Linked DNA regions of Homo sapiens: region 1 is linked to region 2. A link is an interaction called in ENCODE POLR2A ChIA-PET data of the cell type or tissue named here. Cell type or tissue: PC-9. All regions are shown on one strand.

Region 1 (8,000 bases), 200 kb before region 2:
CTCCTCCCCGGAGTTCCACCGCCAAGATTCCCAGGGCACTGTCTCCCCGTCATGCTCCTCCTCTGTGACAGTCCCGTCCCCACCCTGGACTCCCCACCCATGTCACAGGCATGCCCTTCCCTCTCATCAGGCTTGTGCCCAGCGGGGTCCGCCTCCTCCAGGAAGCCTTCCTCCTGGCACAGAGACCCTTCCGGTCTCACCAGGAGTGCAATGGCCCGATTTGGCTCACTGCAACCTCTGCCGCTGCCCCCTGCCCCATCTTTCAAGCAATTCTCCCGCCTCAGCCTTTTGAGTAGCTGTAATTACAGGCACGTGCCACCATGCCCGACTAATTTTTGTATTTCTATTACAGACGGGGTTTCACCATGTTGGTCAGGCTGGTCTCGAACTCCTGACCTCAAGTGATCCAACCGCTTTGGCCTCCCAATGTGTTGGGTTTACAGGCTTGAGCCACCGCGCCAGGCCTGGGCCCTGCCTTTTGTGTGGCCCCCATTGTGCTGCTGGACCTGACAAGCAGGGCTGACAGTGAACCCCATATAAACGTGGCCCTGATGACGGGGGTTCAGGCCGTAGAGCAGGTAGATGCTGAAGAAGCGCCCCGGCCTAGCCGCGACTCCCGTGGAACTCTTTGAATTTTAGGAAATTCTCCTTAAACACACTTCTGGTTCAGCACCGACATCAAGAAGAGAGCCTCTCCACCACCTGCAAACTCACTTTGTCCCTCCCTGGTTCTTCCCGCTGGGCGCCCACTATGCTGCGGTCTCGCCCATCTGTAGCTGAGCCCAGCAGCCCCTGTAGGACACCTGGCCGAACGGGTCACAGTCCTGCTGGGCTCACTCGGGAGATGGAGGCTCCCAGGGGCTCCTCCAACAGCCCCAGGGCTGCTCTCTGGTCACTGCACCTGCCTGGGCTGCCACTCTGCTTCTCATCTGCACAGCAGGAGAAAAACTCCACAGAGCGTGCTGTGGGCGGGGCCGGCTGTGCAGGGAGCACCGGGTCCTTGCCCTGCCCCTGTCCTCCACACTCCCCTACAGGGACTGTGCCCCTGGCTGCATCCTGCATTTTCCTCCTTTTGTCCACAGGTATGAGGTAGATGACATTGATGAAGAAGGCAAAGCGTGAGTGTCCAGGCCAGGGCAGGGCATGGAGCCTGGGGGCAGCCTACCAGCTGGGAAGGAGCATCCCCACCCGGCCACAGGTTGACACAAGCCCCTCTACCACCAGGAGACACACCGTGAGCTTGCGCCGGATCATCCCGCTGACCCGGTGGAAGGCCAACCCCGAGACAGACCCCGAGGCCTTGTTAGTCAAGGAGAAAACCATGTTCTCAGGATGCTGTGACCTTGGTGACAGCACGGCCAACACAGGAAGCCTGGGCAACACAGGCAGTTGGGCCCGGGTGACCACTACCACCAATATGCAGAGACTGGTAGTGGCCCCGAACGTCGGGCTGCGCTGTTATTTATTGGATACAAGGCTGAAGGGTCAGGGTAAAGAATGTGAGTCACCTCCAATGATAGGTAAGGTCACGTGGGTCACGTGTCCACTGGACAGGGGGCCCTTCCCTGCCTGGCAGCCGAGGCAGAGAGGGAGAGGAGACAAAGAGAAAGACAGCTTATGCCATTATTTCTGCATATCAGGGACTATTAGTATTTTCACTAATTTACCACTGCTATCTAGAAGGCAGAGTCAGGTGTACAGGATGAAACATGAAGGTGGACTAGGAGTGTGACCACTGAAGCACAGCATCACAGGGAGACGCTGGACCACGATCCGCCTGGTAACGGGCATCTTCCCAGATGCTGGTGTCACCGCTAGACCAAGGAGCCCTCTGGTGGCCCTGTCCAGGCATAACAGAAGGCTCGCACTCCTGTCTTCCGGTCACACCTCACTATGTCCCTTCAGCTCCTATCTGTGTATGGCCTGGTTTTTCCTAGGCTATGATTATTGAGCGAGGGTTATTATAATATTGGAAGAAAAAGTAATTGCTACAAACTAATGATTAATGATATTCATATATAATCATATCTAAGATCTATATCTGGTATAACTATTCTTGTTTTATATTTTATTATACTGGAACAGATCGTGTCCTCTGTCTCTTGCCTCGGTGCCTGGGTGGCTTGCCGCCCACAATTCTCCTGACTCAGCCTCTTGAGTAGCTGGGATTACAGGCGTGCGCCACCATGCCTGGCTAATTTTTTGTATTTTTAGTAGAGACTGGGTTTCACCATTTTGGTCTGGCTGGTCTCGAACTCCTGACCTCAAGTGATCTGCTCACCTCGGCCTCTCAAAGTGGTGAGATTACAGGTGTGAGCCACCATGCCAGGCCAGTTTTATTTTTTTAAATACAGACAGGGTCTTGCTATGTTGCCCAAGCTGGTCTCGAACTCCTAACCTCAAGGGATCCTCTCGCCTCACCCTCCCAAAGTGTTAGGATTACAGGCATGAGCCACCACACCCGACGTACTTCATTATTTCTTATGTGAACTTGGCTACAATAACCCCCCACTCTGGTTTCCTCTGCTGCAATTACCTAACCGTGAAGTGCAAGATCCTCAGCTCCGGGTGTTCAACAGTCTCCAGGATCCAAACTCATTCCAAGTTGCTCAACAAATACTCTGTGAACACCAAACTGCCTGTGGTTTCTCCCCTCTGGGCATACCGTGGTGCTTTACACATTGTCAACTCTACTCAGCTCTTCTGCCCCTGGAATGACCTGTCCCCCAGTATGTGCCTAACTCCAGATCTTTTTTTTTATTTTTTATTTTTTATTTTGAGACAGGGTCTCGCTGTGTTACCCAGGCTGGAGTGCAGTGGTACAATCATAGCTTACTGCAGTCTTGACCTCCTGGGCTCAGGAGATCCTCCCACCTCAGCCTCCTGAGTAGCTGGGACTACAGGTGTGAGCCACCATGACCAGCTCATTTTTGTATTTGTGGAGATGAGGTTTCATCGTCATATTGCCCAGGCTGGTCTCAAATTCCTGAGCTCAAGCAATCTACCCACCTTGGCCTCCCAAAGTGCTAGCATTACAGGCATGAGCCACTGGTGCCTGGCCCCAGCAAGACTTCCTTGATCCCCACTCCCACACCTCCTCGCTGTGCTGAGTACCCATGGGCTCTGAGAGCATTTCTCATCGAACTCTAGTTAATGACTTGTCTATTTATCTATCTATCCCACTAGACTCTAAGTCCCTTTAGGACAGAATCTCTGTTTTATATGGTTTTTTGGGTATCTTCCACTAACACCTAGGACAGCACCTGGAAGACAGTTTCTTTTCTTTTCTTTTTTTTTTTCTTTTTGTGACGGAGTCTCCCTCTGTTGCCAGGCTGGAGTGCAGTGGCACGATCTCAGCTCACTGCAACCTCCGCCTCCCGGGTTCCAGCAATTGTCCTGCCTCAGTCTCCTGAGTAGCTGGGATTACAGGCACCCGCCACCATGCCTGGCTAATTTTTGTATTTTTAGTAGTGACGGGGTTTCACCAAGTTGGCCAGGATGGTCTCAATCTCTTGACCTAGTGATCCGCCTGCCAAAGTGCTGGGATTACAGGTGTGAGTTGTCGTGCCCGGCCGACAATTTCTTATCACAAGAAATCTTCCCAAAAAATCTCCAAATGGGCTGGGCTTTAGACTGCTGGTATACCCTCTTTCTTTTCCTGAGGGTAGATGAGACTCACTCATTGTAACCACTGTTTTTTAAAACAGTATGCAAATATTCCTGCGGTTTTGTTCATTTACAAATCCCTGCCTGAAGCTTCTTTCTTTCCCAATTCTACTTCCTGCTCTTTTTTTTTTTTTTTGAACCAGGGCCTCACTCTGTCACTCAGGCTGGTGTGCAGCGGTGCAATCACAGCTTATTGCAGCCTTGACCTCCCAGGCTTGCAATCCTCCCATCTCAGCTTCCTGAGCAGCTGGGACAACAGACGCTTGCCACTATGCCCAGCTAATTTATTTTATTTTTGTAGAGATGGGGTCTCACTGTGTTGCGCAGGCTGGTCTGAAACTGCTGAGCTCTACCGATCCTCTTGCCTCAGCCTCCCAAAATGCTGGGATTACAAGTGTGAGCCGGCTACTTCCCGCTCTTTTTTTTTTTTTTTTTTTTTTTTGAGACAGAGTCTCGCTCTGTCGCCCAGGCTGGAGTGCAGTGGCGTGATATCGGCTTAGTGCAACCTCCGCCTTCCGGGTTCAAGTGATTCTCCTGCCTCAGCCTCCCAAGTAGCTGGAACTACAGGCTCGTACCACCATGCCCTGCTAATTTTTTTATTTTTAGTGGAGACAGGGTTTCACCATGTTAGCCAGGATGGTCTCGATCTCCCGACCTTGTGATCCACCCGCCTCCACCTCCCAAAGTGTTGGGATTACAGGCGTGAGCCACCGTGCCCGGCCTAAATTTTGCACTGGACTGGACTATATATATTTGTGCCGAGCAAACAGTAAAACCGCTGATTTGTTTTGAACCTTGGAGTAACCCTTGGAAACCTTCTCCTTCACTATCAATACCTTTGTGATGTTAAAGTTCTTTTCACCAGGACTCCGCAGAATGCTCACCTGAAAACATTGGCTCTGAATGTGGGAATGATTCCATTAAGCCACTCACAGTCTACCATCCTTATTTTGCAAATAGAATCCCAAATTTACAAAATAAATTGTCCCTTTGGCTGCAAAATTTACAAAATAAATTCTGATCATTAATAAGAGTTAATATAATAAAGTCAGAAATCATTGAGAACATGGACTAAAATTCAGAGATATTATTTCATTTCTTTTTTTCTTTTTGAGATGGAGTCTTGCTCTGTTGCCCAGGCTGGAGTGCAGTGGTGAGATCTTGGCTCACTGCAACCTGTCTTCAGATTCAAGTGATTCTCCTGCCTCAGCCTACTGAGTAGCTGGGATTACAGACATACACCACCGTGCCCAGCTAATTTTTGTATTTTTAGTAGAGACAGGGTTTCACCATATTGGCCAGGCTGGTTTCAAACTCCTGACATCAAGTGATCTGCCTGCCTCAGCCTCCCAGGTGTTGGGATTAGAGGCGTGAGCCACCGTGCCCGGCCCAGAGAAAGTATTTCTTTCCAATTCATGAGAAGTATAGACACTCTTAAAGCCTCTCCTCATACATCTATCAAAATAACTTTAAGATTTCTCTGTCAAAATATTGGACCCTTCTGCCAACCAAACTGGAGCTCTAATTTAGGAATAGTTTAATAAAAATGTACTTAATGTTGAGGTGGGAGAATAACTGGAGCACAGGAGTTTGAGGCCAGCCTGTGCTACATAGTGAGACTCTGTCTCTATCAAAAAATTTAAAAATAATTAGCTGGGTGTGGTGGCACATGCCTGTAGTCTCAGCTACTCAGAAGGATGAGGTGGGAGGATCGCTTGAGCTCAGGAGGTCCAGGCTGCAGTGAGCCATGACCATGCCACTGCATTCCAGCCTGGGTGACAGAATGAGACCCTGTCTCAAAAAAAATTTTATTAAAAAATATATATATACATATATATATATAGACACACACACACACACAAAGAATCCTGATATGATTATACAAATGTATCAAATCATCACATGTATTCTGAAAATACATACATATATGTGTCAATTAAAACATTTTAAATCTTTATAAATATGTACACAGAAAGTATATATTTTTGTGGATCTATGTACATATATATACATATACACATATATACACAAAAAGTTACTGATTGTATATGTATATATATTGTATTGTATATTGTGTGTGTGTGTGTGTGTATATACACACACAAAAAGATACTGATAACATTTTCAAACGCCTGTCTTACCATATAGGTGTTCCAGAATTTCTGTTTCAGGTCCAAAAATATGTCATCCTTTCCCTGGAGAATGCTCATACCTATTTGCAAAAACACCAAAAGAATTTTAAAAGATTCAGTAGAGTACTGTATAACAGTTCATGTTTAAGTTTACCATTCCAAAATGCAAAGTAACCATCACTATCATCCATCAATATGACCCTCTGATCCTACAGTGAAAAGAGAACATAGACAGGTGCCGTGGCTCAAGCCTGTAATCCCAGCACTTTGGGAGGCCGAGGCAGGCAGATTGCTTGAGTCCAGGAGTTAAGAGACCAGCCTGGGCAACAGGGCAAAACCTCATCTCTATAAAAAATACAAAAATTAGCCAGGTGTGGTGGTGTGTCTGTAGTCATAGTTACTCAGGAGGCTGAGGTGGGAGGATTGCTTGAGCCTGGGAGGTGGAGGCTACAGTGAGCTGTGATCATGCCACTGCACTCCAGTCTGGACAACATAGCAAGACCCTGTCTCAAAAAAAAAAAAAAAAAAAAGAACATAGTCTCCACTCTAAAACTAGAAAATTTTAAAGGAATGATAAATATGATGTGAGAATAGCAGAATATAAAAGTTATAGCAGAACAATTATTTTTTCAAAAACTATAACAATTCACAAAAACAATCCAGTTACAATAGTGGGTCTATTGGTTACTTTTCTCTACCTTCCAAACATTTTGTGAAAAGTTGAACATTTGGACATTTTGAAATTTTAATTTCTATCTTTTAAAAAAAGCTAGTGGGCTGGGCACGGTGGCTCATGCCTGTAATCCCAGCACTTTGGGAAGTTGAGGCGAGCGGATCACCTGAGGTCAGGAGTTCGAGACCAGCCTGACCAACACGGAGAAACCCCGTCTCTACTAAAAATACAAAATTAGCTGGGTGTGGTGGCGCATGCCTGTAATCCCAGCTTCTCGAGAAGCTGAGGCAGAAGGATCACTTGAACCCAGAAAGTGGAGGTTGCAGTGAGCTGAGATCGGGCCAATGCACATTCCAGCCAGGATGATAAAGCGAGACTCTGTCTCCCAAAAAAAAAAAGAAAAGAAAAAGAGAACAATTTCACTAATTTCACTAGTTGTTTCCTCATTTGTAACATGAGAGTAATAAGAACAATCTCAGGTGCGAGGGCTCACGTCTGTGATCCCAGCACTTTGGGAGGCCATGATGGGCAGATTACTTGAGTTCAGGAGTTCGAGACGACCCTGGCAAACATGGTGAAACTTTGTCTCCATTAAAAATGCAAAAATTAGCCGGGCATGGTGGTGTGCATCTGTAATGCCAGCTACTTGGTAGGCTGAGGCAGGAGGATCGCTTGAACCTGAAGATGGAGGTTTCAATGAGCTGAGATCAGGCCACTGCACACTCCAGGCTGGGCAATAAAACAAGACTCTGTCTCAAAAAAAAAAAAAAAAAAAAAAAAAAGAAGAAGAAGAAGAAGAAGAAAAGAAAAAGAGAACAATCTCACTAGTTTTTTGAGGATTAAATAGCATTCTGGTCCCCTACCCCTTCACCGCTGTACAAGACTTCTTTAACAGTTGCTAGGAAGCTGTTTGCAAATCTAGTCTGCAAATCACACGCCGGGACCAGGCACAGACCTTCTGATAAAACAGGAGGCCCTAGCTCCCCGGCTGTCTGTTCTCCTGACCCACTGACCCCGTCAGGCTTAAGACCCATAGAGATTTTCTCCCCAGTTACCCACCCCATCCCCTTCAAGGCTATAGAAATTGCAATGATGATAGAGGCCACAGGGACCCTCCTGTGAGCAGATGGAGGATCTCCAAAGATTACAAGAATTTAACCAACTTGAGTGATCAGCCTGTTTTACAGCCTCCTGACCTCAACCTGTTCTTCCCCAGCCCTGGGTGGAATGAGGTCACCCTGTTTGTTTAAATCAGCTCCTAAATGACCCCAGGTTACTTACAGATGAACCCAAGTTAACTCTCCTCATTACCATGCTAAAGTCTTCACCCCGGGAGAAGCTATAGCTTCATGACTATAACCTATGCAACCTATGCGCTAGCATCATGACTCACTGGGACCCCTACTCTACATGCAATCATGCACCCTCTCCTTTCTCCATCACCCCATAAAACCCTCCTGTCTCTTTCTCTGGGGGACACACTACTTGGGAGAATATGCCCAGTGTCTTCCTTTCTTGTGCCAAGTAAA
Region 2 (8,000 bases):
AGCCAAGATCATCCTACTGCACTCCAGCCTGGGCAACAGAGGGAGACTCTGTCTCAAAGAAAAAAAATTTTAAAAAGACAGTTAACCAGAAGCATTATCACATCCCTGGAGAGTCGCAGAGACTAGTGCCACCCTCAAAGACTTGCAAGGGGCCAGGTGGGGTGGCTCAGGCCTGTAATCCTAGCATTTTGGGAGGCCGAGGCGGGTGGATCACCTGACGTCAGGAGTTCGAGACCAACCTGGGCAACATGGTGAAACCCTATCTCTACTAAAAGTACAAAAATTAGCCGAGTGTGGTGGCAGGTGCCTGTAATCCTGGCTACTCAGGATGCTGAGGCAGAAGAATCGCTTGAACCTGGGAGGCAGAGGCTTCTGAGCTGAGATCATACCACTGTACTCCAGCCTAGGCAAAAGAGCGAAACTGTGTCAAAAAAAAAAGACTTGAATGGGCAGGCGTTTGGCATATGCTGGTTGGATGGATCTTAGAGAATGACTGTGGACTATGGGAAACTCATTTAGATGGTGACTCCAATTGCAGCTGCTGCCTCACATGTGGTATCTTTAGACAGCAGAAGAAATCAACATGACCCCTAGTGTGGTGCAATGATGTATTAAAGACTCAGTTAAGGCAAGATGTGGTGGCTTACACCTGTAATCCCAGCACTTTGGGAGGCCAAATCACTTGAGGTCAGGAGTTTGAGACCAGCCTGGCCAACATGTAAAACCCCATCTCCACTAAAAATACGAAAATTAGCCAGGCGTGGTGGCGCATGCCTGTAATACCAGCTACTCTGGAGGCTGAGGCAGGAGAATCACTTGAATCTGGGAGGTGAAGGTTGCAGTGAGCCGAGATCATGCCACTGCCCTCCAGCCTGGGCAACAGAGCAAGACTCTATCTCAAAAAAATAAAGACTCAGTTAAGGCACCACTTGAGAGACCACACCCCAGAAAGAATGGTTTGGGTTTTTTACCCCGCACAGAGGCTGGGATTCTTTTTTATAGCATGCACACTACTATCTTTTTTTTTTTTTTTTGAGACAGAGTCTCACTCCTGTTGCCCAGTCTAGAGCGCAATGGGGTGATCTCAGCCCACTGCAACCTCCACCTCCTTGGTTCAAGAGATACTGCTGCCTCAGCCTCCTGAGTAGCTAGGATTACAGGCATGCGCCACCACGCCTGGCTAATTTTGTATTTTAATAGAGACAGGATTTCTCCATGTTGGTCAGGCTGGTCTCGAACTCCTGATCGCGGGTGATGCGCCTGCCTTGGCCTCCCAAAGTGCTGGGATTGCAGGCGTGAGCCACCTCGCCCGGCCAACACTGCTGTCTTAATGAGAGACCATTATGTAGTGCTTTTTCTCTCATAGCCAGAATACAAGTCAGAATCAAGGAGAGATATTAGATCTCGTTCTTCTCGCTGTTTTTTTTTCTTTTCTTTTCTTTTTTGAGACAAAGTCTTGCTCTGTCGCCCAGGCTGGAGTGCAGTGGCGCGATCTCGGCTCGCTGCAAGCTCCGCCTCCCAGGTTCACGCCATTCTCCTGCCTCAGCCTCCAGAGTAGCTGGGACTACAGGCGCCCGCCACCACGCCCGGCTAATTTTTTTTGTGTTTTTAGTAGAGACGGGGTTTCACCGTGTTAGCAGGATGGTGTCCATCTCCTGACCTCATGATCCGCCCGCCTTGGCCTCCCAAAGTGCTGGGATTATAGGCGTGAGCCACTGTGCCTGGCCGTTTGTTTTTTTTTTTTTTTTTTTGAGACAAACTCTCACTCTGTCGCCCAGGCTGGAGTGTCATAGCTCACTGCAATCTCCGCCTTCCGGATTCAAGCGATTCTTGTGCCTCAGCCTCCCAAGTAGCTGACCGCCACGCCTAGCTAATTTTTTTTTTTTTTTTTTTTTTTGATGTTGTCTCGCTCTGTCGCCAGGATGGAATGCAGTGGCGCCATCTTGGCTCACTGCAGTCTGCCTCCCGGGTTCAAGCGATTCTCGTGCCTCAGCCTCCCGAGTAGCTGGGTTTACAGGCACGTACCACCACACCCAGCTAATTTTTTTTTTTGTACTTTTATGGGGTTTCACCAGGTTGGCCAGGATGGTCTTGATCTCCTGACCTCGTGATCCACCCATCTCGGCCTCCCAAAGTGCTGGGATTACAGGCGTGAGCCACTGTGCCCAGCTGACGCCTGGCTAATTTTTTTTTTTTTTGAGATGGAGTTTCACTCTTGTCCCCGGGGCTGGAGTGCAATGGCGCTATCTTGGCTCACTGCAACCTCTGCCTCCCGGGTTCAAGTGATTCTCCTGCCTCAGCCTCCTGAGTAGCTGGGATTACAGGCATGCGCCACCACGCCAGGCTAATTTTTGTATTTTTAGTACAGAGAGGATTTCACCATGTTGGTTAGGCTGGTCTTGAACCCCTGACCTCGTGATCCAACCTCCTTGGCCTCCCAAAGTGTTGGGATTACAGGCATGAGCCACCGCGTCTGGCCACCAAGCTAATTTTTGCATTTTTAGTAGAGATGGGGTTTCGCCATGTTGGTCAGGCTGGTCTCAAACTCCTGGCCTCTAGTAATCTGACTGTCTCAGCCTCCCATAGTGCTGGGATTACAGGTGTGAGCCACCACACCTGATCAAAAAATTGTTTGTTAAAGACAAAGTCTTATTCTGTCACCCAGCCTGGAGTACAGTGGTGCAATTATGGCTCACTGCAGCCTTGAACTTCTGGGCTTGAGCAATCCTCCTGCCTCAGCCTCCCAAGTAGCTAGGACTACAGGTGCGTGCCACCACACCTGGCTAATTTTTGTATTTCTTTTTGTTTGGTGGGGGCGTGGACAGGTTCTGGCCATGTTGCCCAGGCTGTTGTCAAACTCCTGCCCTCAAACCATCCTCCCACCTCGCCCAGTCTCACTATTCTACCAAATAACCCACTTGCAGATTTTTTGTTTCCTGTCTTGGTAAGTTTGAGCTCTGCTGACTTGGAAGACTTAGTCCTCAAGGGAGGAATTCTTCCATCAGGGACACAACAATGATACCATTGAATTGGAAAATGAGACTGCCACCTGGTCATGTTGGACTTTTTAGGCCACTGAACCAACCGCAGAAAATGGGGTTACTCTACTGGCTGGAGTTATTGATCCTTATGACCAGGAGGAAACTGGGTTGCTGCCACACCATGGGGGTAAGGATGGTGTGTCTGAATCCCGGGTTTCTCTGGAGTGCCTCTTACTATTTCTATGCCCAATAATACATGTTACTGAAAAACTGTGGTAACTAAAAGAAGGCAGGACAATGCGGACCCTTTAGGAATGAAGCTTTGCCTCATCCTACCAGGTAAAAAGCCCAATTATCGGAGCCCAAGGATTTTTGGATACTTACAGAAGGGAACATAGTTACCAATTATGGGCTCATGACCAATTACAGAACTGAGGATCTTGGAAGCTTGTCATATTTCCTTTTTGCTTTTTTTTTTTTTTTTTTTTGAGATGGACTCTCACTCTGTCGCCCAGGCTGGAGTTCAGTGGCTCAATCTCAGCTCACTACAACCTCTGCCTCCCGGGTTCAAGCAATTCTCCTGCCTCAGCCTCCCGAGTAGCTGGGATTACAGGCATGTGCCACCATGCTTGGCTAATTTCTGTATTTTTTAGTAGAGATGGAGTTTCACCATGTTGGCCAGGCTGGTCTCAAACTCCTGACCTCAAGTGATCCGCCCGTCTTGGCCTCCCAAAGTCCTGAGATTACAGGCGTGAGCCACCGCACCTGGCCCCTTTTTGCATAATATATTCATGTCTTTATTTGTACATGCTAGCCATCTTTTTTTTTTTATTTGGTCCATAGGCATTTTATTTGTAAATATGTGTTACATCTCTAGAAAAAGAGTCCCAGGATTTTCCTTCCTGTGTGTTTTCGTCTTGCTTCTTCATGGTCCATGATGCCAGCTGAGGTGGTCAGTACAATGAAACCAAACTGGCGGGATGGAAGCAGATCATTCTGCTATTTTTCTAGATCTTTGCACATCAAATCTGGGGCTGATCCCACGTTTAGCCTGCCTGTGAGGTTTACAGTAATTTTCCCAGCTGTGTGATCATCAGTGATTTCAAATTCGCCAATGTAACCATGCTTCATCATCACAGTTAGAAACTGGACGATGACTTTGGAGAATGGCCTAATAGGTACCTGGCATTTTGCCTCTCTTTTTGGCATTGTTGATGTTCTATTTTTTTTTTTTTTCTTTTTGAGACGGAGTCTCCCTCTTTCACCAGGCTGGAGCGCAATGGTGCGATCTCGGCTCACTGCAACCTTTGCCTCCCGGGTTCAAGCGATTCTCCTGCCCCTGCCTCCCGCGTAGCTAGGATTACAGGCGTGCGCCACCACGCCCAGCTAAGTTTTGTATTTTTAGTAGAGACAGGATTTCACCATGTTGGCCAGGATGTTCTTGATCTCTTGACCTCATGATCTGCCTGCCTCAGCCTCCCAAAGTGCTGGGATTACAAGCATGAGCCATAGCACCCAGCCTGTCAATGTTCTTGAGAGCATCAGCCGGGACAGTCATATGCGCCATTTTGGTGGCAGGGGAAGATGGAGGAAAGAGCTTTCTTTTTTTTCTCTCCTCGTTCTTATTTTTTATACAAGTTATTGGAGGTTAGCTCTACAATTCGGCCTTTAGGTAGCAGAACATTCAAGACTATGACTTAATTTGAGGAGTAATTAAAATAGCCAGCAACTGGTGCAATGATCATTATGACAGTGAGTCTCATTTTGGAGAAACAGTGAGAACTTTCCTTGTATGAAAGATAACTATCTCTTTTTTTAGTTTTTTATTTTTATTTTTTGTGGGAACGTAGTAAGTGTATATATTTACAAGGTACATGAGATATTTTGATACAGGCACACAATGCATAATAATCACATCAGGGTAAATGTGGTATCCAGCACCTCCTACGTTTATCCTTTGTGTTACAAAGAATCAAATTAAACTATTTTAGTTTAGGGTTTTTTGTTTGTTTGTTTGTTTGTTTTTTGAGACAGAGTTTCACTTTTGTCACCCAGTCTGGGGTGCAATGGCGCGATCTCGGTTCACTGCAATTTCTGCCTCTGGGTTCAAGCGATTCTCCTGCGTCAGGCTCCCAAGTAGCTGGGATTAAAGGCATGCACCACCACACCCAACTAATTTTGTATTTTTAGTAGAGATTTCTCCATGTTGGTTAGGCTGGTCTCAAACTCCCAACCTCAGGTGATGTGCCCACCTCAGCCTCCCAAAGTGCTGGGGTTACAGGCGTGAGCCACCATGATCAGCCTTTTTTTTTTTTTTTTGAGATGGAGTCTCACTCTGTCGCCCAGGCTGGAGTGCAGTGGTGAGATCCTGGCTCACGGCAACCTCTGCCTTCCAGGTTTTTTTGTTTGTTTGTTTGTTTGTTTGTTTTGAGACAGTCTTTCTCTGTTGCCCGGGCTGGAGGGCAATGGTGCAATCTCGGCTCACTGCAACCTCCACCTTGCGTGTTCAAGCGATTCTCCTGCCTCAGCCTCCTGAGTAGATGGGATTACAGTCGTGCACCACCATGCCTGGCTAATTTTTGTATTTTAAGTAGAGACGGGGGTTTCACCATGTTGGTCAGGCTGGTCTCGAACTCCTGACCTCATGATCCACCTGCCTTGGCCTCCCAAAGTGCTGGGATTACAGGCGTGAGCCACCACACCCAGCCTCTGCCTTCCAGGTTTAAGCAATTCTCCTGTCTCAGCCTCCCGAGTAGCTGGGATTACAGGCACCCACCACCACACCTGGCTGAGTTTTGTATTTTTAGTAGAGACGGGGTTTCACCATGTGGGCCAGGCTGGTCTCGAACTCCTGACCTCAAGTGATCCACCTGCCTTGGCCTCCCAAAGTGCTGGGATGACAGGCGTGAGCCACCACGCCTGGCCCTCTTTTAGTTATTTTTAAATGTACAATAAATTATTGTTGACTGTAGTCACCCTGTTGTGCTATCAAGTAATTTTTTTAATCCTTTTCTTTTTTTTTTTGACAGGGTCTCTCTGTGTTACTCAGGCTGGAGTGCAGTGGCGTGATTTCTGCTCACTGCAGCCTTGACCTCCCAGCAGGCTCAAGCAATCCTCCTGCCTCATCCTCCCGAGTAGCTGGGACTACAGGCATGTGCCACCACGCCCAGCTAAGATCTTTTTTAAAATGCTTAATCCAGAAGTCATTACAAACAAATACTAGATCTTATTTATTCTATCTAACTATATCTCTGTACCCATTAACCATTCTGCCTTCCCTGCCTCCATTACCCTTCCCAATCTCTGGTAAACATCCTTCTACTCTCTGTCTCCAGGAGTTCAACTGTTTTTCATTTTTGGCTCCCACAAATAAGTGAAAACTTTTGAAGCTTGTCTCTGTGCCCACCTTATTTCACTTAGCATCATGACCTCGAGTTCCATTCATGTTGTCACATATGACAGGATCTCATTCTTTTTTATGGCTGAATAGTACTCCATTATATATATGTACCACATTTTCTTTATCCATTCATCTGTTTGTTGGGGTTTTTTTCTGTTTTTGTTTTGAGATGGAGTCTCCACCTGTCGCACAGGCTGGAGTGCAGTGGCATGATCTCGGCTCACTGCAACCTCTGTCCACCTCCCAGGGTCAAGCGATTCTCCTGCCTCAGCCTCCCGAGTAGCTGGGATTACAGGCGCCTGCCACCAGGCCCGGCTAATTTTTGTATTTTTAGTAGAGATGGAGTTTCACCATGTTGGCCAGGCTGGTCTCGAACTCCTTACCTCAAGTGATCTGCCTGCCTCAGCCTCCCAAAGTGCTGGGATTACAGGCATGAGCCACTGCGCCTGGACAATTTTTACTTTTTTTTTTGAGACGGAGTCTTGCTCTGTCACCCAGACTGAAGTGCAGTGGCGCCGTCTTGGCTCACTGCAAGCTCCGCTTCCCGGGTTCACGCCATTCTCCTGCCTCAGCCTCCCGAATAGCTGGGACTACAGGCGCCCACCACCATTCCTGGCTAATTTTTTTGTATTTTTAGTAGCGATGGGTTTTCACCATGTTAGCCAGGATGGTCTCGATATCCTGACCTCGTGATCTGCCTGCCTCGGCCTCCCAAAGGGCTGGGATTACAGGCGTGAGCCACTGTGCCCAGCCAATTTTTACTATTTTTATATTTCCAAAAGCTTTGAACTAATTTTACTACTTATGTGCAAATTCTTTTTTTTTTTTGAGACAGAGTTTCACTCTTGTTGCCCAGGCTGGAGTGCAATGGCACGATCTCGGCTCATCGCAACCTCTGTGTCCCAGGTTCAAGCGATTCTCCTGCCTCAGCCTCCCGAGTAGCTGGGATTACAGGCATGCGCCACCATGCCCAGCTAATTTTGTATTTTTAGTAGAGATGGGGTTTATCCATGTTGCTCAGGCTGGTCTTGAACTCCTGACCTCGGGTGATCTGCCCACCTCGGCCTACCAAAGTGCTGGGATTACAGGTGTGAGCCACCATGCCTGGGCTTCAAATTCTTTATTTTGAAACAATTTCAAATGTACAGAGATGTTAAAAGGCTAGCGTTTCCAGGAAAGTCTAGAACGTCAGGATAACATTTACCCAGATTCACCAGTTGTTAATATTTTGCCACATTTGCATTTTCTCTTTCTGTGTGTATATTATACATATATATGTGTGTGTATGTGTATATATATATATATATATATGCTTTTTTTGGAAACCTTGTTTGTGTGTGAGACTCATTCTGTTGCCAGGCTGGAGTGCAGTGGCAAGATCTCGGCTCACTGCAATCTCCACCTCCCGGGTTCAAGCGATTCCCCTGCCTCAGCCTCCCGAGTAGCTGGAACTACAGGCGCGCACCACTACGCCTGGCTAATTTTTTGTATTTTAGTAGAGACAGGGTTTCACCATGTTGGCCAGGCTGGTCTCGAGCTCCTGACCTCAAATGATCCACCCACCTCAGCCTCCCAAAGTGCTGAGATTACAGGCATGAGCCACCACACCTGGCCTTTTG

Evidence for each region. Peaks named below come from ENCODE experiments on the same cell type or tissue, not always from the same donor. Only the 100,000 strongest peaks of a DNase experiment are listed, where the experiment ranks them.
Region 1: POLR2A ChIA-PET joins it to region 2 with 15 read pairs; 4 of 35 experiments call an interaction of 5 or more read pairs at or near these places.

The regions. Positions count from the first base shown.
Region 1 is chr16:28,614,256-28,622,255 of GRCh38, forward strand. It overlaps LOC107984835 (a long non-coding RNA gene), which reads left to right. Exons shown (of 2, transcript XR_007065036.1): 2 at 1,083-4,731. LOC124903674 (a long non-coding RNA gene) reads right to left here and starts at 276. Exons shown (of 2, transcript XR_007065047.1): 1 at 1-276. It also overlaps a transcript of SULT1A1 not described here. RefSeq lists enhancers at 1-22, 1,011-1,585. In PC-9, a CTCF peak has its summit at 1,824 (motif pointing left); DNase peaks (open chromatin) are centred at 2,606, 3,786 and 7,706; H3K4me3 peaks cover 839 bases; H3K27ac peaks cover 2,119 bases.
Region 2 is chr16:28,810,126-28,818,125 of GRCh38, forward strand. It overlaps the pseudogene RPS15AP33. Among named protein-coding and RNA genes, the nearest start is that of ATXN2L, 8.9 kb to the right of the region's middle. In PC-9, no CTCF peak of the experiment used is centred here; no DNase peak of the experiment used is centred here.